Linked DNA regions of Homo sapiens: region 1 is linked to region 2. A link is a loop called in an ENCODE intact Hi-C map of the cell type or tissue named here. Cell type or tissue: breast epithelium. All regions are shown on one strand. Each heading gives the region's core, and the rest is flanking DNA. Links, peaks and the distances in the headings are about the cores only. Region 1 overlaps FGFR2 (fibroblast growth factor receptor 2). Region 2 overlaps LOC107984183 (a long non-coding RNA gene).

Evidence for each region. Hi-C counts contacts between places; a loop is a spot of excess contacts. Peaks named below come from ENCODE experiments on the same cell type or tissue, not always from the same donor. Only the 100,000 strongest peaks of a DNase experiment are listed, where the experiment ranks them.
Region 1: a loop joins it to region 2, with 24 times the contacts of the local background. A loop is called at or near these places in 1 of 110 quality-filtered maps.

The regions. Positions count from the first base shown.
Region 1 is chr10:121,556,806-121,571,761 of GRCh38, reverse strand. It overlaps FGFR2 (fibroblast growth factor receptor 2), which reads left to right. Exons shown (of 18, transcript NM_000141.5): 3 at 6,058-6,324; 4 at 7,183-7,260. Among named protein-coding and RNA genes, the nearest start is that of FGFR2, 34 kb to the left of the region's middle. In breast epithelium, for the core only: no CTCF peak of the experiment used is centred there; no DNase peak of the experiment used is centred there.
Region 2 is chr10:121,618,244-121,633,199 of GRCh38, reverse strand. LOC107984183 (a long non-coding RNA gene) reads left to right here. Exons shown (of 3, transcript XR_001747308.1): 2 at 8,270-8,362; 3 at 9,503-9,588. Among named protein-coding and RNA genes, the nearest start is that of FGFR2, 27 kb to the right of the region's middle. RefSeq lists enhancers at 8,444-8,943, 8,944-9,445. In breast epithelium, for the core only: no CTCF peak of the experiment used is centred there; a DNase peak (open chromatin) is centred at 8,149; H3K27ac peaks cover 751 bases.

The DNA.
Region 1 (14,956 bases), core at 5,748-8,247, 60 kb after region 2:
ATGTTGGCCAGGCTGGTCTCGAACTCCTGACCTCAGGTGATCCGCCCGCTTCGGCCTCCCAAAGTGCTGGGATTACAAGCACGAGCCACCGCGCCCGGCCAGTCGTTTTTGTTTGTTTGTTTGTTTGTTTGTTTGTTTTTAAAGAAGCTGCTTGTGGCCAGGTGCGGTGGCTACCACCTGTAATCCTAGCACTTTGGGAGGCGGAGGCAGGTGGATTGCCTGAGCTGAGGAGTTTGAGACTGGGCTGGGCAACGTGGTAAAACCCTGTCTCTACTAAAATACAACAACAACAACAAAATTCCCAGGCGTGATGGCATGCACCTGTAATCCCATTACTCCAGAGGCTGAGGCAGGAGAATCACTTGAACCCAGGAGGTGGAGCTTGCAGTGAGCCGAGATCGCACCACTGCACTCCAGCCTGGGAGAGAGCGAGACTCCGTCTCAAAAAAAAAAAAAAAAAAAAAAAAGGCCAGGCACGGTGGCTCACGCCTGTAATCCCAGCACTTTGGGAGGCTGAGGTGGGCGTATCACGAGGTGAGGAGATCAAGATCATCCTGGCCAACATGGTGAAACCCACCCCGTCTCTACTAAAAAAAATACCAAAAATTAGCCAGGTGTGGTGGCAGGCTCCTGTAGTCCCAGCTACTCAGGAGGCTGAGGCAGGTGAATAGCGTGAACCCGGGAGGTGGAGCTTGCAGTGAGCCAAGATCGCGCCACTGCACTCCAGCCTGGGCGACAAAGCCAGACTCCGTCTCAAAAAAAAAAAGAAAAAAAAGGCTGCTTGCTAACACGCTGCTGGTACTTCCCAAGTATTTGAAACTTCTGGGAGAAAATTCACGTGGATGCAACTGAGCTTTATGCAGCAGGGCTGCAGTAGTGTGGCCACGGCAGTAGAAACGAGTGTTGAGCTGTGTCCCAGGAAGGAGACTTGGTGCCTTGTTTGTTTACCAGTTTTAGGAAACAGTGACAAAGATTGGCCAATACTACTGTGAAGCTTGCTTGCTTCTTTTCGACTTTTAATTCATATTGTGAAAAATACATGGAAACATATTCTCTGTCTGTGGAAGCCTCTGAAAGAGCATTTGTGCATAGCAAGGCGGCTTCTGGAACCTTCTCCCCATTGCGTTTTGGCAGGAGATGAGGGAGATGTTGGGCTGTGCACCCCTGGTGGATTCGCACAGGAAAGGTGAAAAGTATGCCACAGCAATGGGAAAAAGTAAATCCAGGAAGTGCTCACATGACTATAAAAGGAGTTATGTACATTTCCTGGGGAATTCTTTGCTCTTTCACAGAGCAGGCTGTGCAGCCTGGTGGAGTCAGGGAGAGGTTGTCCATCCATGGGGGGTGACCAGAGTTAGGGAGGCCCCTTTGCACATGCAGGCACAGGGGATTCTCTGATTGTCCTGGCTCCGCGCAGCCTGGGGCCAGGTCAGTACAACTGTGGGGATGAACATGGAGGGCTCAGGGAGTGCATGTTTGCAGGGAGTGGGCAGCGGGTCAGGTCACCTGCAGCATTCAAACCCAGAAGAGAAGCTAAGCCCTGTGGACGGCAAATGGACCCAAGGACACGGGCAGGGACAGAGCTGCTTCCACTGAGCCAGCTGTTAGGTGCTTGTGTTCTTGGCCCCCTGGCCGGGGTTGTCTTTGATATGTGTCGTGTGTGCTGGGCCCTGCAGGCTGGGCTTGGGGGGCCACTGGGTGGCCTGGGAGGCTACCAGTGTGGCATTTGGCCCCTCCCCAGCGTATGGCCCCACCCCATCCCTGCCTCTCTTCTTACTTACATCCTCCTCTTTTTATTCTCCCCAACCTCTTTCTCTCTTGTGTGTTTATTCATGCATTCTCCCTAACATGTGCTTGCAGAGTCTTCTGGGATACCCAGGGGTATTACTGGCATGTTTACTAAAGGCACCGCTGATCCCCAAAATGGGCCCTTTGTGAAATGACCACTGAAGGGGTGGAGGGAGGAGTCCTTGCTTTCTCAGTTTACCAAGACAGCAGTTACTGGTTTGAGACTTTGAAGACAGGATGGCTTGATTTTTATGGATAAACATCATTATCTCATTGGTGTATTTTAGGGGGTGATATTTTACTATCCTTGAAGCTTGGATATCTAGATGACAGTTTTGATCTGGTTTTACTGGGATCAAAAGCAGTTTTAGTACGTCAAGTCATCTTAACTGTCCATTGAGATGGGACTCCTGTAAAATCACTTTGTATCTGGAGATAGCAATCCAAGTGTTCTGGCTGGGCGCAGTGGCTCACGCCTATAATCCCAGCACTTTGGGAGGCCGAGGCGGGCAGATCACGAGGTCAGGAGTTCAAGACCAGCATGGCCAATATGGTAAACGCTGTCTCTCATAAAAATACAAAAAAGTTAGCTGGGTGTGGTGGTGCACGCCTGTAATCCCAACTACTTGGGAGGCTGAGGCAGGAGAATCACTTGAACCTGGGAGGCGGAGGTTGCGGTGAGCCGAGATCGTGCCACTGGATTCCAGCCTGGGTGACAGAGCAAGACTCTGTCTCAAAAAAAAAAAAAAGAAAAGAAAAGAAAAGAAAAGAAAAAGAAACCCAGATGTTCTGTGATTATCCTCTGAAAATCGTGGTGCTTAAAAAATCACGGCAAGCATCTTCCGCCTTGAAGAGTAACAGTAATAGTGACAGTCATTAGCCCGACATGTTGTAGTTGATGATCAGGTTCATCTTCGTTGGCTCATTGGAATCTTACCAATAATAAACCAGTATTTGGGTACTCTTACCCTGCAACAGATGGGGAACACCAGGCCAAAAGGTTAAGCAGGAATGGAGAGGCGTGGGAACTCAGGGCTTCATCCTCTTCTCGTCCAGGGCAGCACCCTTCACCAGGCATCTCCCATGTCCAGCTCCAAATAAGACACAGGTCCTCGCTGTCCCCTGTACTTCCTTCTAGAACAGCACGTGGTAGTCCAGCAGCTCAGATACCCCCAGTTTCAGCAAGATTTTGGGGTTTACTGATTTTAGGTGAAGGAAAGGATTCTCAATGAAAACACTTTCATTTAAAAACAGGAAATCATACATCATAACTCCTCCTTTGCCGGGAGAGAGATTTTTTTCTGCATCACAATTGCAAATGCCTTGCTTATCTTTTTTTTTTCTTTTTTTCCCCCTAATGGAGTCTTAGAGCATTCCTCTGCGTGACATAGGGACATGGTTGCACCTTATCTGAGGGTCAGGATGGAGCAGATTGGTGTGTGGGTCCCAGGTGCCTTCCCTGTGAGGGAGGGAAGCTTTGCTGCTTCTGCTCAGCGGCTGCCCTGGTGATCAATTCTGGCTAAGAGGAAAGTACATTCCATAACATTTCTGGTGACTTGCTGATCATGTGATGTTGTCATAATAGACATTGATCATTTTATGACCCAGACTGATCCAATGTAAATTCATTCTAACATGGTGGGTGCTGTTTCAGCAATGAGTTGTTGGAGACCTGGGACTCAAAGGACATCTGGTCCTTGCCTTAGCCAGCTGTCAAAGGGGTTGGACCAATAGCGTTTGGGGCCCCTTCAGCTCTCATGTTGAGTGAATCTGTGACTCTAGGATGTTGGGAGTGGGAGATGGGCCAAGATTTGGGACCAGACTGAATCCCTGCCGTCTTCTCCTCCTTCTCATATTTCTCTTCCTTTCTTTTTTCTGTTTGGTCTCCATAGTTTAAAGTATTTCTATTAGTCACTCAATTCAGCCGCATTTTGACTTAACCAGCCTTGAGAGACCTGCTCTAAGAGCCTTCAAACTAAGTTCCCAACATCTTTTAAACTTCGCTTTGTCCTTCACTTCTCAGCTCAAATGCCTGTTCTTTGGAGAAGTCTCTCTGATTGTCTTATACAACAGGGATTGAAACACTTTTTGCAAAGGCAAGACTGCAAATATTGTAGGGCTTGCAGGCCACAGGGTTTCTGTTGCAATGACTGAACTCTGCCCTTGTAACACACAAAAGCAGCGCCAGACAATAAGGAATGGGCATGGCCGTGTTCTAATAAAGCTTTGTTTACAAAAACAAGCTGCGGCTGGCTTGGCCCGCGGGCCATCATCCGCCACCTCCTGCCAAGGGACCAGCCCTCCTCTGCCACTGCTGTGTGTGCCCGTACCTTGCCATGTCCTTCTTCCTAATGCTTAAGCAAGAACACTGTATTTTTTGTAGATTTTGTATCTATCGTCTGTCACCCCCACCATAATGGACGCTCCACAAGTGCAGGGTCTTTATCTTGTCTCCTCTTGCTGCGGAGCTTCCAGAATAGGCTTGTTGTATAGTAGACATGCAGTAAATAATTACTGAGTGAGAAAACAAATGTTAGAAACATAACCTGCCCGTCAGCTGGGCTTTCCTTGCTTTGGGGTGCATTTGTCCATGTTACATTTAGCTTCTATTTTCCTCCTTTTGTTGTGATTCTCTCTTTGTGTTCACGTGCTAGTTGGCATCTGGGGCTTGGCATGCATGCCTTTGGTGATGCCCCCTTGAGAAGCCCCGGGCCTCCTGTGTGGCTGTTGATGGTGGTGGTGAGGGGGATTTCTTGTCCCCAATGCATGTGGCCCTTGCTCCTTTCACAGTGGGACTGAAACACAGATTGACTTGATTTCAGTCTCCTGTGGGAGATTTGTTCTTCTGAGGGGTGTCTAGGCAAAACAGTTGCCTTTGATCCTGCCCTGATTTGGTGCTGTCTCAGTGCTGGGAAGCTTTGCATTTTCTAGGCCTGGAACTCTGGGTCCCATTCACACTTCTCACTGGAGGGATGAAAGCCTCCTTCTTGGGCCCTCGTGGCCATCCCAGCTGGCCGCTCCAGCTGTTGTTATTAATAAATGCCAGTGGTGTCCTCTCAACTCCAGTGGAGAGGTTGTGTGGGTTGGATCCTTGTGGGTCCAATCCCGTGCTGCATATCTGGGAACTGTGACCTTGTTTGACATGGCCATGTGTCTGCCAAGCAGGATGGGGTCGGTGGCGGGAAGCACAGAGAACCATGAGACCCACGCCTTTTCTCTAGGGTCTTGGTGTCTCCGTGGGGAGATGGGATGCATTCATGAGAATATGGTGCATCCCATGAGCTGGCAAAGTGGGCAGGTGTATGGTGGAGGGGGAGGGAGCCAGTGCTCTTCCGCCCAGGGGGACTGATGCAAGGTGACTCCCATCACGGAGGACCCTGCTTGATTTGGGTCTTGGAGGGTGGATGACAGGGAAGAGAGGGAGGAAGGACTGTCCCTACAGAAGAAGCCTGGGACATGTGTGGTGGGTGTTGGTGAGCAGGGTGGGACTCAGCTTTGTCGTGTGGAGTCGGGGGCACACAGCACCCAGCGGCTTCATTTCAGGACCCCTGTAAGTGCAACGGAGACTGCCTTGCAGCTGTCTGGGCATTTTGCTCTTTTTGTTTTTGGTGTTAAGGCCTCTAGGCTTTTATCATTTTGGGAAAACAGCAGGTCTCAGCTCACCCAGCACAGAATTAGGTCTCTAAACCGGCAAAGTACTGATCTGAACATGAGAGCTCATGAAAACTCTGGATGGCAAAAAATCTTGTAGAGGGATCCCTTAGTTTTCCTTGAGTTTGAGACATTTCATTTTAAGAAGCTTGGCCTTGGGGCAACAGACCAAGTCTAGCACAAATAATAAAGAGTGTATGTGTGTGTGGCGCACAGTCACGTTTCACGTACAAATGTGTAAAACTCGGCATTCTTACAAATAAAACATACCACAATAACAGATTTTTGCAGGTATTACAGTGCAAGCACGCTTTGGCAATCAATTTAAACATTTTCTTGTGGAATATTCTTCCATGCTATGGTTTGGTTTGTTTCTAAAGCCCCATAGGATGTGGAAACTAAGTCAGGACAGATTTTCTGGGGGTATCCTCTGGTTGCTCTTCCAGATACTTCCTGACTTCCTGGGGCTTGGGGAGAGGTGGATGCCTGCTGGGGCCATTTGCAGAGCAAGAACAGCTTCTCCTGGGAATAAGCAGGCCTCCACTGACCTTTGTTGGACGTTCTCTCCTCTCCCTCCTTCCCATCTGTCTCCGTCTTCTCTCTCCCACCTTTCTGCAGAGCCACCAACCAAATACCAAATCTCTCAACCAGAAGTGTACGTGGCTGCGCCAGGGGAGTCGCTAGAGGTGCGCTGCCTGTTGAAAGATGCCGCCGTGATCAGTTGGACTAAGGATGGGGTGCACTTGGGGCCCAACAATAGGACAGTGCTTATTGGGGAGTACTTGCAGATAAAGGGCGCCACGCCTAGAGACTCCGGCCTCTATGCTTGTACTGCCAGTAGGACTGTAGACAGTGAAACTTGGTACTTCATGGTGAATGTCACAGGTGAGTTGGCCCGCCAGCACTATGCTCTCTCTTCTCTGTAGCCATTACATTTTTTTGGCCAAGTGAAAAGGTAGTGAGATCTCTAATTGTAATTGGATGCCAGGCATACAGCTTCATAGTTTTTGAAATTCTTCTTTGGGACCTGGTGCACCAGAAAGGCCGATCATTAAGAATGATAGAATTCTTGTGCACAAAGTAACATTTTTCTTAAGATAGTACGCTTTTATTTAAGTAAATACATGCTTTTTTTTTTTTTTTTTTGTACCACTGACATCTCTGGCATTTAGAATATAGGGTTGAAATTTGGATACTCAAGATTTCTGATTCATTTATTAGAGTTTGAGTTTCTCTCCATGATTTCCTTCTATGCAGTGAGCGGGACAGAACAGGCCCCCTTTGTGGCCGAGTTTAAAGTTCTGCTTTCAGAATGTTAGTTGACGATGAGAAGGGCCACACAGGGACTGAGTTTTGTTAGGGATCAATTTCTTTCTTCAAGGAGACCCCGCATACTGAAAGGTTAATGTTGGAAAAAGAGTCTTTGGGTGCTACACAATTGGTAAATTTGTCAGGGGCTTGAATACTGTTTGAAGCTTGAAATCCAGTTCTCATATATCCAATTTTATAGCCTGTTTAAATAGCGTGAAAGCAGAAAACATTGAGAATCATAACATAGACCAACTGTCATCATGGAGGGAAAATTTAAGCCATTAAAACTATCTTAACTGAAAACAATCCCAGGCTCTTTGCGAGGGTTCCTGGGTTGTTGACTTTGCTATGGAGAAGGTCTCAGTTGTAGATAATTGCAACCTTTTTGCTTTGCAAAAAACACATCCATGGAATATGTTCTTTTGCATACAGATGCCATCTCATCCGGAGATGATGAGGATGACACCGATGGTGCGGAAGATTTTGTCAGTGAGAACAGTAACAACAAGAGTAAGTAACTGCCCGGCTCCGATGGTCCCCGAGAGAGGAGCATGGAGGGAAGTTCTGCCTGTCACCTGTCTTCTTGTCGACTCTTCTGCGCCATGCTGTGTCCCGCGGCCCTTGCCTTTCCCCGCTGTGTCTACTTTCCTGACTTTCAAACCTGAGAATAAACCAGTGTTGCTGCACAGCCTTCTCTATCGTTTGTCCTTTCTTCTCGTGTCACTGGTCATTCGTTTTTCAAAGCAGTTACTACTTTTCTTTCCTTGATTTTCCCTTTTCCCTTTGACTTCTCCCTATTCAGAGACATAAGAATAGTAGAACCATGTAACATCTTGGTTTTCCTTGTAATCAGTGATTGTGCTTGGTTTAATCCAGTGGTGTGTGACTGGGGCAATTGCCTATTCTTGCTCTCCCGGCACATTGGGCAATATTTGGTTGTCACAACAGAGGGAGGGGGTGCTGGTGGCCTTTAGCTGGGGAGGGGCCAGGGATGCAGAGCACAGCCCCATAACAAAGAATTATCTGGTCCAAGATGTCAATCATCCCTAGGGTGAGAAACCCGGCCTCCTACAACACACACCTCATGCTGAGTGAAAATGAAGGACGTGTGCCTTACTTTGTAGACCACGATTGAAAAGGGAGCCAAGGGTGGCTTGCTTAATGAGGGCCATGAACACTGAGCGCTAACATGGGAGAGGCCATTTACTTGCGAGGAAGAACATGGCGTAGCCTCTTGGAGCTGGGCAACCTGGGTTTGAATCTTGCTCCACAACTTCTGAGTTGCTCATTTCACTTCTGTGCCTTAGTTTCTTTATAAAATGGGAGTAATAATAATAATACTATTTTCTGGGGTTGTTATGAGGATTACATGAGTTCCTAGTTGTATAGTGCTCAGAAGAGTGGTTGCTTGCAAATGTTTATTCAATACACAAAATACAATATAGCATTACTTGCATTTTCCAATGACTTGGCTAGAATGTTCCTAAAGTGTTTGTACATAGGGTATTGGGATTCTCTGCTTACATGGTATATTCTACATTTTTCTTAAAAGGATTTTAGTCAATTTGGTACATTTAAACAAGGCCTAAGTAATATACCACACCCGGCTAATTTATGTATATATATATATTTTTTCCCGAGATGCAGTCTTGTTCTGTCACCCAGGCTGGAGTGCAGTGGCGCCATCTTGGCTCACTGCAACCTGCACCTCCCAGGTTCAAGCAATTCTCCTGCCTCAGCCTCCCGAGTAACTAGGACTACAGGGGCCTGCCACTACACCTGGCTAATTTTTGTATTTTTAGTAGAGATGGGGTTTCACCATGTTGGCTAGGCTGGTCTCGAACTCTTGACCTTGTGATTCACCTGCCTCGGCCTCCCAAAGTGCTGAGACTACAGGCGTCAGCCACCGTGCCCAGCCTAATTTATGTATTTTTAGTAGAGACAGGGTTTTACCATGTTGGCCAGGCTGGTCTTGAACTCCTGACCTCAAGTGATCCACCCGCCTCAGCCTCCTGAAGTGCTGGGATTACAGGTGTGAGCCACTGCGCCTGGCAATACTTTATTTTTTCGAGCAGTTTCAGGTCCACAGCAAAATAAAGAGGAAGGAACAAAGATTTCCCATATAATCTTCCCCAACACATGCATAGCCTGTCCTGTTATCAACATCCCCACCAGAATGGTACATCTGTTCCAGTTGATGAACCTGCACTGCCATCATTATCACCCAAAGTGTGTGGTTGACTTTAGGGTATGTAATCATACAGTGTGTAGCCTTTACAGATTGGCTTCTTTGACTTAGTAAGATGCATGTAAGTTTCTCTCATGTCTTTTCATGGCTTGATGGGTCATTTGTTTGTAGCACTGAGTATTCCATTGTTTGTATGTATCAAAGTTTATTTACCCGTTTACCTACTAAAAGATATCTCGGCTGGGCACCGTTGCTCACGCCTGTAATCCTAGCACTTTGTGAGGCCGAGGCGGGTGGATCACTTGGGAACAAAAGTTCGAGACCAGCTTGGCCAACATGGCAAAATCCCTGTCTCTGCTAAAAATACATAGGTTAGCCAAGTGTAGTGGTGCATGCCTGTAATCCCAGCTACTCGGGAGGCTGAGGCATGAGAATCACTTGAACCCAGGATGCGGAGGTTGCAGTGAGTCGAGATCACACCACTGCACTCCCTCCTGCCTGGGTGACAGAGTGAGACTCCATCTCAAAAAAAAAAAAAACAAACTCTGTTGCTTCCAAGTTTTGACAGTTGCAAATAAAGCTGCTACAGACATCTTTGTGCGGGTTTTTGTGGGGACATAGTTTTCAATTACTTTGGGTAAATGTTAAGGAGTGTGATTGCTGGATTATGTGAGAAGAGTATGTTTAGATTTGTAGGAAACCACCTAGCTGCCTTGCAAAGTGGCTGCACCATTTTGTATTCCCACCAGCAATGAATGAGAGTTCCTGTTGCTCCACATCATTCGATGTGCTTGGTGTTCTGGATTTTGGCCATTCTGATAGGTGTGTAATGGTATTTTGTTGTTTTAATTTAAATTTCTCTGATGACAGATGATGTGAAGCATCTTTTCATATGATTAATTGCCATCCATGTATCTTCTTTGGTGAGATGTCTGTTAAGGCCGTTGGCCCATTTTTTAATTAGGTTGTTTGTTTTCTTACTGTCGAGTTATAAGAGTTCTTTGTATATTTTGGATAACAGTCCTTTATTACATCTCTTTTGCAAATAGTTTCTCCCCTCACCTGTGGCTTGCCTTTTCATTCTCTTGACAGTGTCTCTTGCAGAGCAGAAATTTTTAAGTTTCATGTAGTCTGGTTTTTCTTTTATGGATGGTGCCTTTGGTGTTATACCTAAAATGTCATCACCCAACCCAAGGTCATCTAGATTTTCTCCTATGTTACCTCCTAGGAGTATTATTGTTTTGTATTTTGTATTTATGTGTGTAATCTATTTTAAGTTAATTTTTGTAAAGGATGTAAGGTGTGTGTGTGGATTCACTTTTTAGCCTGTGGATGTCCAGTGGTTCTGGGACTATTTGTTGAAAAGACTGTCCTTTAGGTTTTTTTTTTTTTTTTTTTGAGATGGGAGTTTCGCTCTTGTTGCCCAGGCTGGAGCGCAATGGTGCGATCTCAGCTCACCGCAGCCCCTGCCTCCCGGGTTCAAGCAATTCTCCTGCCTCAGCCTCCTGAGTAGCTGGGATTACAGGTACATGCTACCACACCCCGCTAATTTTGTATTTTTAGTAGAGACGGGGTTTCTCCATGTTGGTCAGGCTGGTCTGGAACTCCCGACCTCAGGTGATCTGCCTGCCTCGGCCTCCCAAAGTGCTGGGATTACAGGTGTGAGCCACTGCGCCCGGCCTGTCTTCTTAAAGGAAAAAGATAAAATAGATATTGGTAGGTGCCTCGGATAAATGAGTTACTTAAGTGAAGACTTAGATTTGTCCCTGAGTCTCCTAGCAGCTGGGGCAAAAGAGAAATATTTTGGTTGGTGCAGTTTTTACTTTTTGTCAAGAGGAAGCTTAGGGCAGTGGTTCTCAAAGTAAAGTTCCTGGACCAGCAGCATCAGCATCACCTGAGAACTCCCTCGAAATGCAGATTCTCAGGTTCCTCCTCAGACCCACTGCCTCAGAAACTCTGGGGCTGATTCTGATTCACACTGAAATGCGAGAACCACTGGCTTAGAATTTGCACGTGGAGGTCTGCCCTGAATGGGAGCTTACTGTTAGTGGTCTTGTTCGTAAAACAGTGGATAATAAGGTGAGTGGAAGTATCTTCTGTGATTTGTACCAGCCTTCTAAAGAGGTTATCATTATTGTTATTTAATAAAAAGCACTGATAAGTGGAGCATGTCACTCGCCTCTTTTTTTTTTTTTTTTTTTTTTTTTTGGGGACGGAGTCTTGCTCTGTTGCCCAGGCTGGAGTGCAGTGGTGCTATCTCGGCTCACTGCAAGCTCCGCCTCCCGGGTTCACGCCATTCTCCTGCCTCAGCCTCCCGAGTAGCTGGGACTACAGGTGCCCACCACCACACCCGGCTAATTTTTTGTATTTTTTAGTAGAGATGGGGTTCCACCATGTTAGCCAGAATGGTCTCGATCTCCTGACCTCGTGATCTGCTCGCCTCGGCCTCCCAAAGTGCTGGGATTACAGGCGTGAGCCACGGCACCTGGCCCACTCACTTCTTTTGGCCAGTGGCTCTGGCATGAAGCTGGAGGCAAAGATGCTGAGGGCCTGCACTAGACAGGCTCTGTGCTGGCTGCTGGTTCCGTCCATGCCACCAATAACCCGATCAGGTGGAGAGAGTATTTATTCTTGCTTTATTGAATGGAAAATTGTGGCTTAGCAAGCAAAAGAAGGGCTGCGTTTCAGTTGTAGGCCTGTTGCCTGAGAGCATCCTAGGGTCACGATGGGGGTGGAGTGAGAATGCTTGTACAGGTGTTTACAGCTCTCCAGTTTTACTGTATGTGGGTGCCCTCGCTATGGATTGAGACATCAGATTCTGTCAGCTTGGTTTTTGGATGCCTGGGGAACTGCGTTGTCCTGGTTGTCGGCTACCTGCCTAATAGCAGGTTACCGTGAAACCATGTGAAGCAATAGAATGCAACAGCAAGGTATGGATTACATGACAGGCAGGCTGAGTGGTTCAGAAGGATTATATGCTGTGGACCTTATGCTTTGCATTGTGAACAGTGTTCCTAACTGCCCAGCGCCCATGCAGAAGGGCCAGGGGGTAGAGCACCCATGTGATGAATGCCAACCAACAGTGTACTTGCCATGCCTTCACCTTGCAAGCAGGGTTCTTTTGTAATTAGCTCTCGAATGACAGCAACTCTGCCCCTGAAATGGGTGCTCTGCAGTGATTAAGGGCTAGTGTTAGCTGTACCAGGGAGATACTGCTGTGAGGAGGTGCCTCTGTTTGGTGTCTGTGAAACATTAGATGCTATTTAAAGTGATAGCGGTTCTTAGCTGGCTACTTGGCCTCTGCCATCTGTTAGTGTGATTAGGCTGGTCTGATTCACAGGTGCAGCCTGGGGCGGCTGAGATTAAGCAGCTGTGGTCTGTGTGGACAGAGGAATGCCACGGCCGGGGTAATTGGCAAGGCAGGAAAGGGGACGTTGCCATTAAAACAATTTTTTGCCACCTCAAGTGTCAAATGCCTGACCCGATTAATAGGGAAAATTGCAGAAGCACCAAATTCTTTGTATTTTCAGCCACCTGGAAAACACTCATGTGTCCAGATTGATTTCTTTGGTGCCTTCTGATTGTCTGAAAATGCCACTGGGGTGTGTTTGTATGTTCTTCTTTAGGAACTTTGACAAATGATGCTCCAGTGACCCTGTGTTGATGGTGACGTTTTTGGGCTTTTTTGAGTTTTTTTTTTTTTTTTTTTTTTCTCCTTTTGGATTGAGACATTGAAAATTTAGTTCTGTATCTTCCAGTTGGAAAAATATATTGCAGGTTATTCCCTCTGCTGATTTGCTAGATTATTGATCTAATTTTGTTGGTTAACATAAGAAGGCAAGCTCAGCTGCCTGCTAGAGTGTTTTTTAGATTCTGTACAGAGTACGAAAAGCTTGGGTGCCAAATACAATGGCAAAAATAACAATGAAGAATTAAAGATCGGGCGCGGTGGCTCATGGATGTAATCCCAGTACTTTGGGAGGCCGAGGCAGGCGGATCACAAGGTCAGGAGTTCGAGACCAGCCTGGCCAATATGGTGAAACTCCATCTCTACTAAAATATAAAAATTAGCCGGGCTTGGTGGCGGGCGCCTGAGGCTGAGGCAGGAGAATCACTTGAACCCGGGAAGTGGAGGTTGCAGTGAGCCGAAATTGTGCCACTGCACCCCAGCCTGGGCGACAGAGTGAGACTCCGTCTCAAAAAAAAAAAAAAACAAAAAACTGTATCTATTAACATCATGTTGTACATGCATTGAAAAACCCAGCCATGGGCTGATTTGATTGATCTTTTTAAGTTGGTTTCTTCATCACAGATGTGCAGGGCATTCTCTGGTCATATTTTAGCAGCTGACTAGCTGATGACCTCACATGGTACCAGCACTAGATGTTTCCAAGTGGAACAGTCCTGTGATGTCATTACAAGCCTGGTTGCCAGGAAATAATGCTGTTACATATGCCCCTCGGTGCAACACATTTTCTCCAGAAAGAAAGTTGCAGTTTCATATGCTAATTTTTGAAATGCATCCAGGTTGAGGGTTTTGAAGGGTTGAGAATTTATCCTTTCGCATAGAAAAGTATAAGTTAACTAGTTCTTGCCTTCCCTAGGTACTAGGTATGTTAATGGGTTATCTGGCAGCAACTAGGTAGATGCATATACCCATTTGTTCGAGGGATTTTTATTGTTTCCAGCTTGTTTCGGTGATTAATGTTTCTGAAGAGCTTGAGACTTAGTTTTTGAGAAGATCATGATGGACGAAAAGTTCAGGTCCATTGCTTAACTCGAGGGAAGTGATGGAGAGACAGTTGCATCAAGACTCTTGCTGCTAAAGTGGTTCTTTCTCTCGAGTGATGAGAGAAAAAGTAATTTTCTATTTTGGTTTCATTCCTGTTGAGACCTGCAGATGCCCACACTCCATGTCAGGGAGAAAGGCTATTTTTTTTGGAAGTACCTAGGGAAAATGAAGGTAGTTAGCCTGAGATTCCAAACTCATTTCATTGATTAACCTGCCGATAACAGTTCAAAGTCACCTTTGTTCTAATTGGGATTTTTACTTGGTAGAGATCCTAAGTTGGTAACAGCAGGCTTCTTAGTTGTGTTGAAGTTTCTAGGAATTGAAAAGAACAATATCAGTAATAAAAACAACAAAAAACCCACACAGGCTTTGCAAATTTTTAGAAATTCCCTTTGTAATGAAAACATCATCAATAAGTTGGTTTGGGCCAGCATAGCAGCTCGCACCTGTAATTCCAGCTAGTTGGGAGGCCGAAGCAGGAGGATCGTGTATACCCAGGAGTTTGAGACTAGCCTCGGGAGCATAGCAAGACCGCATCTCTACAAAAAATAAAAGATTAGCCAGGTGTGGTAGCTCATGCCTGCAGTCCCAGTTACTTGGGAGGCTCAGGTGGGAGGATCACCTGAGCCCAGGAGGTCAAGGCTGCAGTGAGCTGTGGTTGTACCACTGCAGTGCAGCCTGGGCAACGGAGCAAGACCCTGTCTCTTAAAAAGAAGAAAAAGCTGCTTTTGGTATTTTATCACAAATACTGTTGATGGTGTTCCATCCAATGGTTGGACTGAATATCTTTCTCAGTCTCCTCCTTGGTCAAACAGCATAGCCAATGATTGGAGAAGTTTCCTTTGAAGGCAGATCTTGGGAATTCCCATGGGCTAACTGGTCTGCTAGTGGGCTCAGTTCTTTCACTTGTGGTTAACTTGCTTGGTTTTGAAAACATATATTTCTGATTGAATGCCTGGCTGGTTAGCAAGTTTTTAATGAGATTTCTCAAAGCCACAGACATACCCCCTCATAATCATATCCTCACTCACATCTCCGTATTTTGTTAGATTTGTTTTCTCTTAGTTTATACCAAACTGAAAGCAGAACTGCAGGGTAGTGGGGAGCTCTGAGACATTTTTCCCCTGTCAGGAGTCAAAGCATTCAAATGTCCTGATTAGTGATATTTTTAAAAGCCCTAATTATAGACTCGAGACAGAGGCTTTAGTGGGGCTTTAGAGAGTTTG
Region 2 (14,956 bases), core at 6,888-9,387:
TTAAAGAAGCTTGGTCATGAGAAACAGCAACATGCTGAGTCCAGAAACCAGGGGCTGGTCAGAGTCCAGCCGGCTGCCAGAAAGGATGCTGGAGGCTAAACACAAGAGCCGCCTGTCCCTGCAGGCTTCCCCATTCTTCTTCACCCCTCCCAGGCTTGAGGCAATCTCCTCCCACCTGGGACCCCCCCCTCCCTGCCGCCCAACAGCGCTTTACCTACTGCTTTTTAGTGTGCATTGCCATGTGTTACAGTTATTGATAAACAGGTGTCATCTCCCTCCTGGCCTGCAAACCCACTGACGGCCAGTCTCATCTTTGGATCCCTTGAGCACCCAACGCAGTGCCTGCAGAATGAGGGCCTTGCAGGACACATGCGACCACACTGATGGGATGGTTACTGGATTCGCAGCAACAGTTGCTCTTGCTCCTCCTCTTTCTCCCCCTCTTCATTCTTATTTTTATTGCTCTTCTTTTTTTTTTTTTTTTTTTTTTCTTTTGAGACAAGAGTCTTGCTCTGTCGCCCAGGCAGGAGTGCAGTGGCACAATCTCTGCTCACTGCAACCTCTGCCTCGGGGTTCAAGCAATTCTCCTGCCTCAGCCTCTTGAGTAGCTGGGACTGCAGGCTCACGCACCACCACACCTGGCTAATTTTTCCATTTTTAGTAGAAACGGGGTTTCACCATGTTGGTCAGGCTGGTCTTGAACTCCTGACCTCGTGATCTGCTGCCCTCAGTCTCCCAAAGTGTTGGGATTACAGGCACGAGCCACTGTGCCCAGCCCTTTTTTTTTTTTTTTTTTTTTTTTGAGATGGAGTCTTACTCTGTCTCCCAGGCTGGGGTGCAGTGGCACAATCTCGGTTCACTGCAGCCTCCGCTTCCTGGGTTCAAGTGATTCTCCTGCCTCAGCTTCCCAAGTACCTGGGACTACAGGTGCCCATCACCACACCCCGCTAATTTTTGTATTTTTAGTAGAGACGAGGTTTTGCCAAGTTGGCCACGCTGGTCTCGAATTCCTGACCTCAGCTGATCCGCATGCCTCGGCCTCCCAAAGTGCTGAGATTACAGGCGTGAGCCATCCCACCTGGCCTTCTTCTTCTTCGTTCACACATTCCTTCAAAGTTGGTTGTATTGATCCGGTAGTTCCTCTGATTTGGAAATTGCAATTTACCAGGTTCATTGAAGAAATAGGGAAATAGCCTTTTCCCAGTCATTCACATTTGCTCTCTGTTTGCAGCTCTTGAAAGACAGCTGTTGAAAATAAACCTGGACTGTTTCTCTTCCCGCACATGAGCTCTGCTTGCCCTGTACCCTGGCACGGGTCTATACGTGCAGATGTCAGGCTGTGTTCAAAACCCGGTTCAAACAATCAGTGCCCAGGCTGGGGGAGGCTGGCCCTCACCCTTCAGTGGGCCCCCTTTGGGTCCCCTGCCCAAGGTCCTGTTGCCAGTGCCAGCATGTAAAAAACTCCATGTGTGCAAGCTCTGACTTGGGAGAAGAAAGCCAGAATATGGCTGGGTGTTTCTAAGCCCCCCAAGCTCCACACTGTAAACACAAGATGTCCTGGCCACCAGAAAGAAACAGAGTAGCATTTGTTATTCTTTCAAATGTGCCTTTTAAGCATTTGGCAAGTCATCGTATAGAAAAGTAATGTGTGCTCCAGTGAAGGAGGGCTTGAGTGAATAAAGCTGACTGTTCGCTGTCTGGCCTGGTTTGTTTGACTTGAACAACAGTCAGAGGACGAGTGCATACTTGATCTTTCTTCTAAAGCAGAGTGTCTTATGCGTTGCCAATCCCTTCTCCAGGATGGGAAGCCTGGAGAAACCTCTGTGCCTTTACCAGTAACAACAGTAACTTTTAAAGACGTCACCCAGCATGGAACCACTTTCAGTGAAAAAACTGGAGGATTCAAACTTTTCTCCTTTGTTCCCGAAACAAACTGGGAATATAGATGCCTGGCTTCTGGTTTGAGTGTGGCCAGGTTTGCAGCTGTGTTACTGTAGACAAGTTGCTTGGCCTCTCTGTGCTGTACAAAGCAGATGGTCAGATTGACATTTGTGAAAACGTTGAGATCAGGGGCAGGCAAACTATGGCCCACGGGCCAAATCCATCCCACCACCTGCTTTGGTACAGGCTGTGTGAGGTAAGAAAGCTTTGTACCTTTACAAATCACCGAAAACAAATCAGAAGATGGCTAACATTTTCTGATATGCAAAAATGATAGGAAATTCACTTTATGCTATGGGAAAGAAGCCAGACACAAAAGGATAAATACTGCATGATTCCACTGACATGAAGTTCTTAGGGTGGTCAGATTCATAGAGGCAGAGTAGGATGGTGGTTTCAGTAGATGGGGTGGAGGAAGGGGGAGTTAGTATTTAATGTGCATCGAGTTTCAGTTTGAGAAGATGAAACATTTGTGGAGATGGGCGATGGGTGATGGTTTCAAAACCATGTGAATGTACTTATCACCATCGAATGGTGTACTTATCACCATCGAATGGTAGCTTTAAGATAGTTAAATGATAAAATTGTATGTTCTTTCCATTTCACCGCAGTAAAAATATGATATGACATCAAATTTCAGCATCCAAAAATCAAGTTTCATTGGGATACAGCCATGCCCATGACATACACACATATGATCTAGGGCTGCTTTTGCTACAAGGGCAGAGGAGAGTATTTGTAACAGAGACTGTGTGGCCTGCGAAGCCTAAAGAATCTGTAATGGCCTTTGCAAGAAAACACTTGCCAAGCCCTGGTTTACAGACATAAGATATGCTGCATTATGTGAGGGGGACAACGTTACCCAGAGCACTAATTCAGAAATGGTTTCCCATATGGTTCAGGGCAGAGTTAGATTCCCAATGTCACTATCCCCTCCCTCCCTTCCTCCCTCCCTCCCTCCCTTCCTTCCTTCCTTCCCTCCTTCCTTCTTCCGAGACAGAGTCTCACTCTGTCACCCAAGCTGGAGTGCAGTGGCACGATCTTGGCTCACTGCAACCTCCACCTCCCAGGTTCAAGCGATTCTCCTGCCTCAGCCTCCTGAGTAGCTGGGATTACAGTCATGCACCACCACACCCGGCTAATTTTTGTATTTTTAGTGGAGACGGGGTTACACCATGTTGGCAAGGCTGGTCTCAAACTCCTGACCTCAGGTGATCCACCCACCTCGGCCTCCCAAAGTGCTGGGATTACCACTGTGCCCAGCCTATAGCCATCTCTTTAAAGAGATGCTACTTACTGCATGGCCCTGTGCCTTAGTTTCCCCATCTGTAAATAGGGCTAATACCCTACCTCATAGGATTAAAGAGTGGATCTGTGCAGTTTGGGATCATGAAAAAGTGCTGGAGATGGATGGTGGCAATGATTGCACAACAACGTGAACGATCTTAATGAACAAACGGTGCACTTAAAAATGACCAATATGGGCCAGGTGCGGTGGCTCATGCCTGTAATCCCAGCACTTTAGGAGGCCGAAGCAGGTAGATCCCTTGAGGTGAAGAGTTCGAGACCAGCCTGGCAAACATGGTGAAACCCTGTCTCTACCAAAAATACAAAAATTAGCCGGGCATGGTGCCGGGCACCTGTAATCCCAGCTACTCGGGAGGCTGAGGCAGGAGAATCACATAAACCTAGGAGGCGGAGGTTGCAGTGAGCCGAGATGACGACACTGCACTCCAGCCTGAGCAACAGAGCCGGACTCTGTTTCAAAAAAAAAAAAAAGACCAATATGGTACACTTTATGTTATACTCCTTTGACCACAGAATTTAAAACGACTGGATGTGTGTACAGTGCCTAGAACTGCATGTGGCATGCAGCAAGCATTCAATAAATGCAAGTCGTCTCCATAATGAAGAGTGGGAACCAGATGTTGATGCTCATGCTGTGTGAGGCTGTGTGCACTTGGGTTCCACTGGCTGCATAGTGTGTGCGCTGTCAGACCCTACTTTAAGACACGCACATCAATTGCTGAAAGCAGTCTGTCTGCCTGTGTATTCTAGTGCAGGGATTTTGTGTAATGATGAGCAGGGGAAATTGGTTGGGCACTGGGGTTTTCCTCCACACTGAAAGGAGCCATCGACGAAAGGAATATGCTTGAATTCTTCTTCCTTGATGATACCCAGGTGGCCAAAATAGGGCTTGCAGCTTCCCTAGTCCCACTCTGTCTATCCTCCCACGGTGAAAACCAGTTAGAAACAACCAGCCCCAGAGGGCACTAAATGATGAGCTGGGACTAGGGGGTGACTGGCAAGGTCCTTGCTTGATCTCTTCTAATACTATGAGCAAATAGTTTCCTTTAGAGATGATTAAGAACATTACTGTTGCATAATTAATTGTCTTAAAACCAACCATTCCACTTCATTGATTTGCTATTTTTAGCAAGATTTTCCACAGTCTCTTTGTTTTGTTTCCAAAATAATTGAGTTACAGCTAAATTAATGAGAAGTGATCATTTCATTGCTTTAAAAGGCTTACGTCTTCTCAGGGAAGCACGCGGCCCTCAACCCAGTCCTTTGTAGCACAGTCAGGACTAGCAGGGCAGGCAATAGAGTTATATAAGACTTCTCTTCAAGTAAAACTTTATCTCTGATTTTTAAAAACGTTGTAAAGAAATGTTGATGGGGAAAGCCAGTTGAAGTCCCAGCCTGGATGTATCATTCTCCAAAGAAAAGAGCCCCAGTGCCTGGAAACTGACAGAAATGAAAGGCAGGGCTGTGAGGAGAGCGTCACAATTTAAACAGGCTTTGCTAAAAATCACAGTGCACGCTGCAAAACGGCAGCTCGCATTTCAGTCTCAGAGTTTTGCTACAGTCTGTGATTATCCGTTTGAAGAGTCGGGCCATAACTTAATTCTGTAAATCAGAGCGTTCCTCAAAAAGAGACTTGGGGGGCTCTGCTGAGCCTTTTCTTGGCAGCCTGGCTTGGAAGTGGTGAGTGCCTTTTCCCCTAGTCAAAGCCATGAAGACTAAGCTGAGAGACGAGAAATTTTAGCCTGTTTAAAAGAAACTCAGTCCGTATGCGGCTGCCTGACAAGACCCAGGGTGTGCTGGAGATTTAAAAATGTGATGATCACACTTTGTTTGGGACATGAGAGCGGGGAAGTGGAGGGGAACTGGATAATTCTTTAGCAAGTGAAGGCATGTGCAAAGCATGGATCTGAAAGACATTCTGTAAACACATTTTTACAAGCAGCGTGCTGAACTGACTCATTTGGGGTGATGGGACTTGGTTGTAAGAGATTCTGTTATAGATAATACCTCTTTTAGAACCGCGGTGTGCTGGCTACCCACAATTGGCAGGGACAAGCAGAAGGGTTGAGCGGCACTCAGATGGGTCTTGGGAGAAAATGGATAACATGGTCGAAACTGGAGAGACTGGCTGGTGGCTCCAGAGCATTAAGACATGTACAAGCAGGCAGAGTGAGGGGAAGGAGGGCTTGGTATCACATAGGCAGTGGTGTACTGGCAAATGTTTAACAACTGGTTTTCTAAGAAATGTTCTAAAAAGCCTTGATTTGTAGTGTTTGCTGATTTCCATAGTGTAAATACTTCCAGAATGGCTCATTTCGAGCTATCTATGTGTCTTCCCTAAACATGGCCTTGGCAAGAGGTGCACACAGTTGGCTCCTGTGAACCAGGAGAGCCGGCTCTAGCTCACAGATGAGATAAATAGTGATTTTCCAGGATTTAAGGGAGAAATGAAAATGCTCTGGAAAAAGGACGTGAATGGGGAAACCTATCAAGTATAAATTAGGCTGAGTTATTTAGCAGGGGGGTGGGGTGCCGCCCATTATTTCTCACTGGAGGTAAGACTGGAGCTAAGACATTTCATTCAGCAGGGATGTTTGGGGGTCTTTTTGAGAGTTCTTGCATCTTGACTGGGAAAGCTAGGTCATTGTCAGTTCCTCCCAATGGTAAGCAATGTGACAGACATTGAGAACAATGACATTCAGCAAATGTTTACCTGAGAGCCATGGTATCCCACCCACTGTGCCAAGCACGGCATCTGTCTCTAAATAACTGAGTCTCTAGGAGCAGACATATAAACAAGTAATTAGGCTGTGTGTGGTGGCTCACGCCTGTAATCCCAGCACTTTGGGAGGCCAAGGTGGGAAGATCACTTGAGGTCAGGAGTTTGAGACCAGCCTGGCCAACATGGTGAAACCCCATGAGTACTAGAACTACAAAAATTAGCCGGGCATGGTGGCATGCACCTGTAATCCCAGCTACATGGGAGACTGAGGCAGGAGAATTGCTTGAACCTGGGAGGCGGAGGTTGCAGTGAGCCGAGATCACGCCATTGCACTCTAGACTCCAGCCTAGGCAACTGAGTGAGACTCTGTCTCTAAATAAATAAACAAAAAAGTAATTATACTATGATAGAGACATGAATGGGAGCAGTTAATTCTGACCAGGATGTGTCAATAATCAGGATGAACCAGTGATTTCTGAAACAAACACGCTGAAAGAAGACAGGGGAAGCTGAAAGTAGGTTGTTGGTATCACCGAAACCAGGACGCTAGCTACCATTCCTGGTATAAGAATCTACACGGTGGCCCGGCGCAGCGGCTCACGCCTGTAATCCCAGCACTTTGGGAGGCCGAGGTGGGTGGATCGCCTGAGGTTAGGAGTTCAAGAGCAGCCTGGCCAACATGGTGAAACCCTGTCTCTACAAAAGTACAAAAATTAGCCGGGCACATTGGTGGGTGCCTGTAATCCAGCTACTCGGGAGGCTGAGGCAGGAGAATCGCTTGAACCTAGGAGGCAGAGGTTGCAGTGAGCCGAGATCGAGATTGTGGCATTGCACTCCAGTCTGGGCAACACAGCGAGACTCCAACTCAAAAAAAAAAAAAAAAAAAGAATCTACATGATGAAATCTTCTACTTCAGTGCAAGAGAATCCAGGAAACACATCGTTAGCAATCACACACTGTTGTGTGGCCTGGGGCCACCTCAGAGAGGTTTTTTAACATCTCTGAAGTTCACTGCCATCCTTTGTAAATGAGGATCTTTCAGAACCTTGGTGGGGCTTAGAGGTCACCTCCTCACAGCTCTTTTCTGCAGTGTTATGGAGACAACCGCTGGTAGCTTAGCTCCCCAAGTGGGACCCAGAGCCTGGGACCAAAACCAGTGTGACCTTAAAGCAATGTTCTGCTAATAGGCAGTGTGACTTCAGGTTGCTCAGCCTATTCAGGTTCACTAGCTTCATATGTCAAATAAATATGTTGGATTTGATGATCTCTAAGCATCTCCTCTATTAAATAATAATAGCCGGGGTACCCACAACCCTTGGTTGTTGGGCTAGACCTGGTTTACGCCTGTTATTCTGTTATGACTTTTTTTTTTTTTGAGACAGTCTCGCTCTGTTGCCCAGGCTAGAGTGCAGTGGCATGATTTGGCTCACTGCAACCTCTGCCTCCCGGGTTCAAGCAATTCTCCTGCCTCAGCCTCCCAAGTAGCTGGGGCTACAGGCACACACCACCATGTCTGGCTAATTTTTTATATTTTTAGTGGAGATGGGGTTTCATCATGTTGGCCAGGCTGGTCTCAAACTTCTAACCGCAGGTGATCCACCTGCCTCGGCCTCCCAAAGTGATGGGATTACAGACGTGAGTCATTGTGCCTGGCCCTGGTATGATTATTATAGTCCCCTATTCACTATCAAAAGTGTCCCTGGTCAGCAATCATGTATATAGTCACCTTCAACAACTAACATTTTAAAAGTACTTCCTCCTTGCCAGTTTTATCAATATGATTTTATTTTATCAGTTCAGCTTATGAAGACATGTGTTTAGACAGCTTCAGGCCCCACAGACAGAGCTGATACTCACACCCAGATCCTAGATCTGTCCGAAGCCAACATCTTAATCCTTCTTAGCCACTATGCTTTGCCCCCTCTGTGTTGTTCGGTCACTCTACAAATATTTACAGAGTGTCTGCTATTCTATTCTAGTCCTGTGGTTCAGAAGAGGTTTCCAGAAACACGTTCAAAAAGCTCTGCCTACGAAGCTGGCAATTGCTAAGAAGCAAAAAGCATTATTAACTAGGTTCATGCCCACGCACACCCTGGAAGGCTTTCGTGCATGTGTGGAGCATACGAGGCACATGAGGCATCAAGGGACACTAGCAGCAAATGAGCTTTGCCTTTTCAACTCGATGCATTGGGGAGGCCCAAATAATCTGAAACATTAGCTTAAGTAAAGCACCAATTAAGTAGGTGTGTTGGGTGCAGGGCATGTTTCAGCTTGATAATTGTTCTTTATTCTGCACAGATGTGGGTCAGATTCCCAGAGATGCCCAATTCTGATGCCAAAGAAAGTCGGGAGACTCGCGAGGGACTTAAAGAGACAGCACAGCTTTTCCAGGTACAACTGGTTTGCTCCACGCAGGGACTCTGAGATAAAGAAACCAAACAAAGATCCAGTAGGAAGGAGGGAGTGAATGGTGGGAGAGGTAGGTTCTGTGTTCACCCGCGGTCATTTAAGCAGAGTCCCCTGTGTGCCGGGTGCTGTTTTAGATACTGATTTTGAGTGATGTTGATACAAGCCTGCTTTCTCATGACTCCTGATAGTTGTCCTTTATTCTAACTATTGCAGCTTCATAGATGCCGCCTTGAATCCCTACCGCTACAGGACATGGCTGACTTTTTTTTTTTTTGAGACAGAGTCTCGCTCTGTCACCAGGTTGGAGTGCAGTGGCGTGATCTCAGCTCACTGCAACCTCCACCTCCCGGGTTCAAGGGATTCTCCTGCCTCAGCCTCCTGAGTAGCTGAGATTACAGGCACACGCTACCACACCCAGCTAATTTTTGTATTTTTAGTAGAGAAGGGGTTTCAACACGTTGGCCAGTATGGTCTCAATCTCCTGACCTCGTGATCCGCCCGCCTCAGCCTCCCAAAGTGCTGGGATTACAGGCATGAGCCACCGTGCCTGGACAACTTTTTTTTTTTTTTTGAGATGGAATTTCGCTCTTGTTGCCCAGGTTGGAGTGCAATGGTGCAGTCTCGGCTCGCAGCAACCTCTGTCTCCTGGGTTCAAACGATTCTCCTGCCTCAGCCTCCCAAGTAGCTGGGATTAGAAGTACTTGCCACCACGCCTGGCTAATTTTTGTATTTTTAGTAGAGGCGTGGTTTTACCATGTTGGCCAGGCTGGGCTCGAACTCCTGACCTCAGGTGATCCACCTAGCTTGGACTCCCAAAGTGCTGGTTTTACAGACATGAGCCACTGTGCCTGGCCCATGGCTGACTCTTAATCAGCTTCCCTCAGCTAAGGGTCCCCTCTGTCTATTTCAAGGCTGGGTAAACTCCAGGCTGCTAGATCGGACGTGCTCATTATATTAATGGTGTCTGTTTCCTCTGATCAACACCATGATACCACACGGAAAGCAGGCAGGCAATTTTGGCTTGGTGCACAGATGGGACCACCAGGGCCGGGAGGGTGACGCTTGTTAGGGTTTAGCTGAGGCTCAAGTGCCATCAGTTCCAAACACGTGTGCTTTCCACAGCATGCTGAGACCTGAGGGCTGAGTGCAGCTCTTTGGAACTTAAGAAGAAAGAAGTGGGACCAAGGTGAGCAAAGGGACTGGGTGCAGAGTTCCATCTCATGGCTGCTGGTCCAGTCCATCTCAAAACCAGCTTCATCATAGAGCTGTCCTATCTCTGCCACCACACATACCCAGCTAAGAGATACTTCTTTTTTTTTTTTTAATGGCAAAGGCAGATGTCTTTGCTTAAGTTTCCTGGCAGCCCTGGCAGCTGGTTGAGACACCTCTGAGCTCTACCGCAGTTCCTGCTAAAGCCACTTGGTTGGGTTTGCAAGGCACAGCTATGCAGCTGCTCATGGGTCTGGTCAGGCTTCTCCAACCTCGGAAGTTCTGCAGGTCTTTGCAGGCTCCCTCCTCAGCTTCCCTCGGGTGCCATCCTTGGGGCAAGGGGCTATCACCATCGTCTGGGCTTGGCAATGAGTAGTCCATGTTCTGTGGACCTACACTGTAAAAAGCATGGCCCCACATCACCTGGGAACCGGTAGACATGCAGAATCTCAGGCCCCACACCAGAACTACTGAGTCAGCTTCTACATTTCCACAAGGTCCCCAAGTGCTCTGTGCACACACTGAAGTATGAATGGAGTCCTGCTTTGGGATGTGGCTGTCCACCTGCAGAAGATTAGGGTCCAAGACCAAGAAGGATGAGGCCCCTCACTAACTCTCTACTTCCATTACTTTACTTTTGTTTCTGCTTTTGCTGCAATTAATAATTGTCTTATTTATTTGTTTATTGTCTATCTCCCCCAGAATATAAATCATATGGAGGCAAAGATATTGTCTCAGTCAGTGCTGAATTCTTAGTGTCTTTCCCAGAGCTCTGCACAAGGTAGGCATTCAAAAAATATTAGTAGGTTGGCTGGTGGGTTGGATAAATGTGTGAATGAAGCAATGAAGATAGAGAAAGGGGAAGAAGGAGGGAAATAGGTAGGTGCTTTGGCTGACAAGTTGGCTGTCCTCTTCTTTAGGTCCTTAGAGACAACTCTTGTCATTCTCACTCTCCTGTGAATGTTTTGGCCCAGGTGCAAGGCTGCTGTTAGTAGCAATGTGACTGGGTGGGGTATAGAGTTGTTGCAAGAAATCTCCAGTCACCAGCACTGTGAATGGAGAATGTGGTCGTCACATTTAATTCAGCAGGGAAACTCTTTTGTAAATGAAATCTGATGCAGAAACCCAATCTAGATGATGTATGTATCCGGGGTGTTCATTGCTCTTGGATTCCAGATCAGGGGACACTGACATGCCCTGCTCAGGCCTCCCAACCACAGGTGCCCTCAAGGGGACAGGGTCTTCCTCCTGGGCCACTCTGGGCACTTGCTCTGGCATCCCTTCCCCTCCATCCTTCTTGTTCTGTGCTCACCTTTTTTAGATTGCATGGACAAATGCTCTTCTGCATCTCCTCTTTCATGCTGGGGCTTGATGGTTCATCAGAGTAATGCCAAAGCCAGTCATATTCCTGCAACAGGGCCAGCCTGATAGTAGTGGGCACAGCACCCTGAGTCCTCCCTGGAACCTAGCGACCTTCCCCAGCCTACACAAGACGGACTTTTTATCCTGCTAAACAGATAACAGCAGAAGGGTCCCTAGATCCACAGTGTGGCTGGGGGACCAGAGCCTCCTCCATAAGGCCAACCCCTCTCCAGCTGCCTCCTTGTTGCTCCTGAAGAATTACTCAATGACAGACCATGGTCAATAAATCTCTGCTACCCAATTTCGCAGATGGAAAAACTGAAGCCAGAGAAGAGCAGTGACCTGCCTTTGTCCCCCAGTGGCTGAGCTGGGGTGACAGTTGCATCCCCTGGGAGATCCATAGCTCTTACCTCAGCCCCTTCTCCAGCCTGGCCCTCTCTTTTGGCAAAAGAAAAATGCTAAGCAATGGTGAGTTACTAGACTGATGGTCCCTAGGGGCCAAGTTACGGAAGGGTGACTTGTTTTTCTCTGTGGTCAAGTGTCCTTTTACTGACAACTCTTCAGTAGTACAAAATTCAGACTTTGTATCTTAGCATGATATTTGGTGGCTGGCTCGCCAACACAAGTGTCAGGTGGCATGAAATCAAAACACAGCAGCAGAGAGCTTTGGCCCTTGAATCATTTGTTCATAAAAGATTACTTTTTCAGTAGCTGCAGAATCAAAATTGTGACTTTTTACTGATACAAGGATCACATGGTTCACTTTTTTTTTTTTTTTTGGAGATGAAGTTTTGCTCCTGTTGCCCAGGCTGGAGTGCAATGCCATGATCTTGGCTCACTGCAACCTCCGCCTCCCGGGTTCAGGTGATTCTCCTGCCTCAGCCTCCTGAGTAGCTGCGATTTACAGGCGCCTACCACCACGCCCTGCTAGTTTTGTATTATTAGCAGAGACAGGGTTTCACCATGTTGGCCAGGCTGGTCTCGAACTCCTGACCTCAGGTCATCCACCCGCCTCAGCCTCCTGAAGTGCTGGGATTACAGGTGTGAGCCACTGCGCCCAGCCACACAGGACTCACTTTTGCAGGAAGGGACCCATTCTTGCAGGGCACTGTTGTCTTCTATGGCTCTCCTCACACTTGTCATTGCTAGTTCAATACCTGTGTCCTCACCTGACTCCACACTCCAAGACTCACATTTGCTGCTGTCCCCGGGTCTGGCATACCAGGTACTTGATAAATGTTGGCTGAATGAATGAATAAACAAATCTACGATTCAGTGGAACTCCTCTGGAGTTTCTTGGTTATTTATTGCAGAGTTTGTCCACACAATGTCTTCTTATCAAATGCCTCCCAGTTACCTCCCAGATGTGTCTTGATGTGGAGACCAAATCTCTTTTTTGTTCATTCCAGCTTGGTTGTAAGTTGGTTTTGGGAACACGTTGCACAAGAAAGTAGAAAAATATGCAGAGAGCAGACTGCTGCACTAGTGGAGACGCGCGGGGGCTGTGGCCCTCCAGAGCTGCTAAGCTTTGCCCTCACGTCCTCTGAAATTGCCTTGTAGGTGAGAAATCACTTTCTGGAAATCTGGTGTGGTTTTCACCTTCCTCATTGGGAAGGCATTTAAAGCTGTTTCTGACGTCCACACCCATCCTCCCAGCTTGCTCAAGGAATTGATAGAAGTGGCCTCCTGGGTATGCAGGGGTCTCCTCAGGGGTCCAGCTCGGAGATCCATGCTGGGCTAAAGATGTGATATCTGCAGTCTATGTATGTGAAATCAGAGAGGGATGGGTGAAAAACAAGGTTTCTTTCTTTTTTTAAAAAAAGGTTTTTAAAAGAGGAGTTAAAAAAAAAAGAGCAAGTATGTGCCCCTCTCTTTCATGTGCACTTTCTATGTAATTTTTTTTTTTTTATTTTTTGAGATGGAGTCTCACTCTATTACTCAGGCTGGAGTGCAGTGGCACAATCTCGGCTCACTGCAGCCTCTGCTTCTCAGGTTCAAACAATTCTCGTGCCTCAGCCTCCCGAGTAGCTGGGACTACAGGCATGTGCCACCACACCCAGCTAATTTTTGTATTTTTAGTAAAGATGGGTTTCACCATGTTGGCCAGGCTGGTCTCAAACTCCTGACCTCAGGTGATCTGCCTGCCTCCGCCTCCCAAAGTGCTGGGATTACAGGCGTGAGCCACCTCGCCCGGCCTACCTATGTAGTCTTAACTTACCACACATGAATTAAGCCCTAGGATGAAGTTCCACTTTATTTAGTTCACAGCGTTGTCACTTCTTGTGGAAAACAAGTGTTGAATGATAGGTTTGGAGCTCAGAACTGAAGGGTGCAGAGAGGAAGTAGGTTTCCTAGTCTGATCTCACCAGGAGACTTGAAGCAGGAGTTTGCAGTTAAAGAAGACTTCCTGTTTGCCTGAGGAACATCCTATCCAGACTCAAAAGAAGGAAAGAAAAAGGTGGCTAGACCAGGTCAATGGACTTCAAAACACCAGGTTTCCACTCCTGTCATCATTGCTCACACAGGGAGTGAAAGAGGAAGAGGTTTCTCTTGTTTCTATAGCTTTGTGCCCTCAGGTTGTTGGTCTCCCTGCCAGTTGTGATGTGACTGCTCTCCTTCACTCCGTTTGTTGTGACTCCTTACTCCATGAACTGGGGTCTTTAGCACTATAATAATGTCACCAAAGTTGGGTGTCATTCTCCATTTCCCTAACAGTGACCACCTGCAGTGGGTTAAAAGGTGGCTGCAAAGTTTTTGCCACCTCTCCCATCAAGGGGTAAAGATTCTTTCCACTCCTCTTGCATCTTGGCTGGCATATGACTTGGTTTGCTCAATAGAATGTGACAAAAGCAATGTTGTGTAACTTCCAAAGTCAGGACTTAAGAGATTTGCAACTTTTGCTTTCCCTTTCTTGGAACACTCCTGCTTGGAATTCAGTGCTATGCTGTGATAAGCTCCAGCCTAGTAGAGAGCCCATATGGAAGGAAAATGAGGTGCTTCTATCGACAGCTCACCTGAGCCCCTGACTGACAGCCAGCAGGAACTGCCAACTAGGTGAGTGAATGAGAGAGTGCTCACTCCAGCCCAGTTGAGCTTCTGGATGAGAGTGGCCCCTGATGACATCACTATAGAACAGAAGAACCACCCAGCTGAGCCCAGTCAACCTACAGAATTGCAAGTAATGATAAATGGTTGTTGTTTTAAGCGACTATATTTTAGGATCATTTGTTATGCAACAATGCACAAATGAAACTTATAGCAGGGTTTGTGAAAATTTCTGAAGGCAGAGAATGTCTTTTCCTAATTTCTTACAAAGTGCAGTGTTTGGCTAGGGTGTAAATTTCCAATGAAAACTGGACCTGGGTGGTGATTTTTTCAATATTAGAACCAAAGGGGCCCTTGCAAAGTGCCTTACCCACTCATTTTTTACTCATAGGCGGGTGACCTTCCTTGTCAGCTGGAAAGCCCTGTCCTCATTCTGGCATCAGGAAGCCTCTCCTTCCCTGGATGATCTCAAACTATTTTCGTCATGTGGATTGCATGTTATTTACTTATCTTCTCTGCCTCTACCTCCAACCTGCCAGCAATATCTGGATGCTTTCTAAAGTCAAGTCTTGGTCCCTGTGGACAAAATGCCAAAGGCTGTCTTTACTCATCTTTCACATGAGTGAAAGTCAAGGAAGGCTTGGAGTACCCGACACTTCAGGGTGCCTCCCATTGCTGGACTCCCTGTGGCTGCTCCAAGCCTCACCTCGGGGAGCCCATTTTAGCAGCACCCCGGGCATCTTTGCCAATTCCAGGGATGCCATAGAGGCTTCAGAACTAAATGGATGTGAATCCATTTTATTTCAAACAATATTCCATGAGTGGGGCAAGTGAAAATCACGGAGGGCAGAATGAGAGCCTCTCGGGAGGGGACCAGGTGGGCATGGGACTCTCACCCTCCTGCAGTCCCCAGATGCCCCTTGCTGTGGTGTCTGTTGACAACCTCAAGATGCCAGAAGC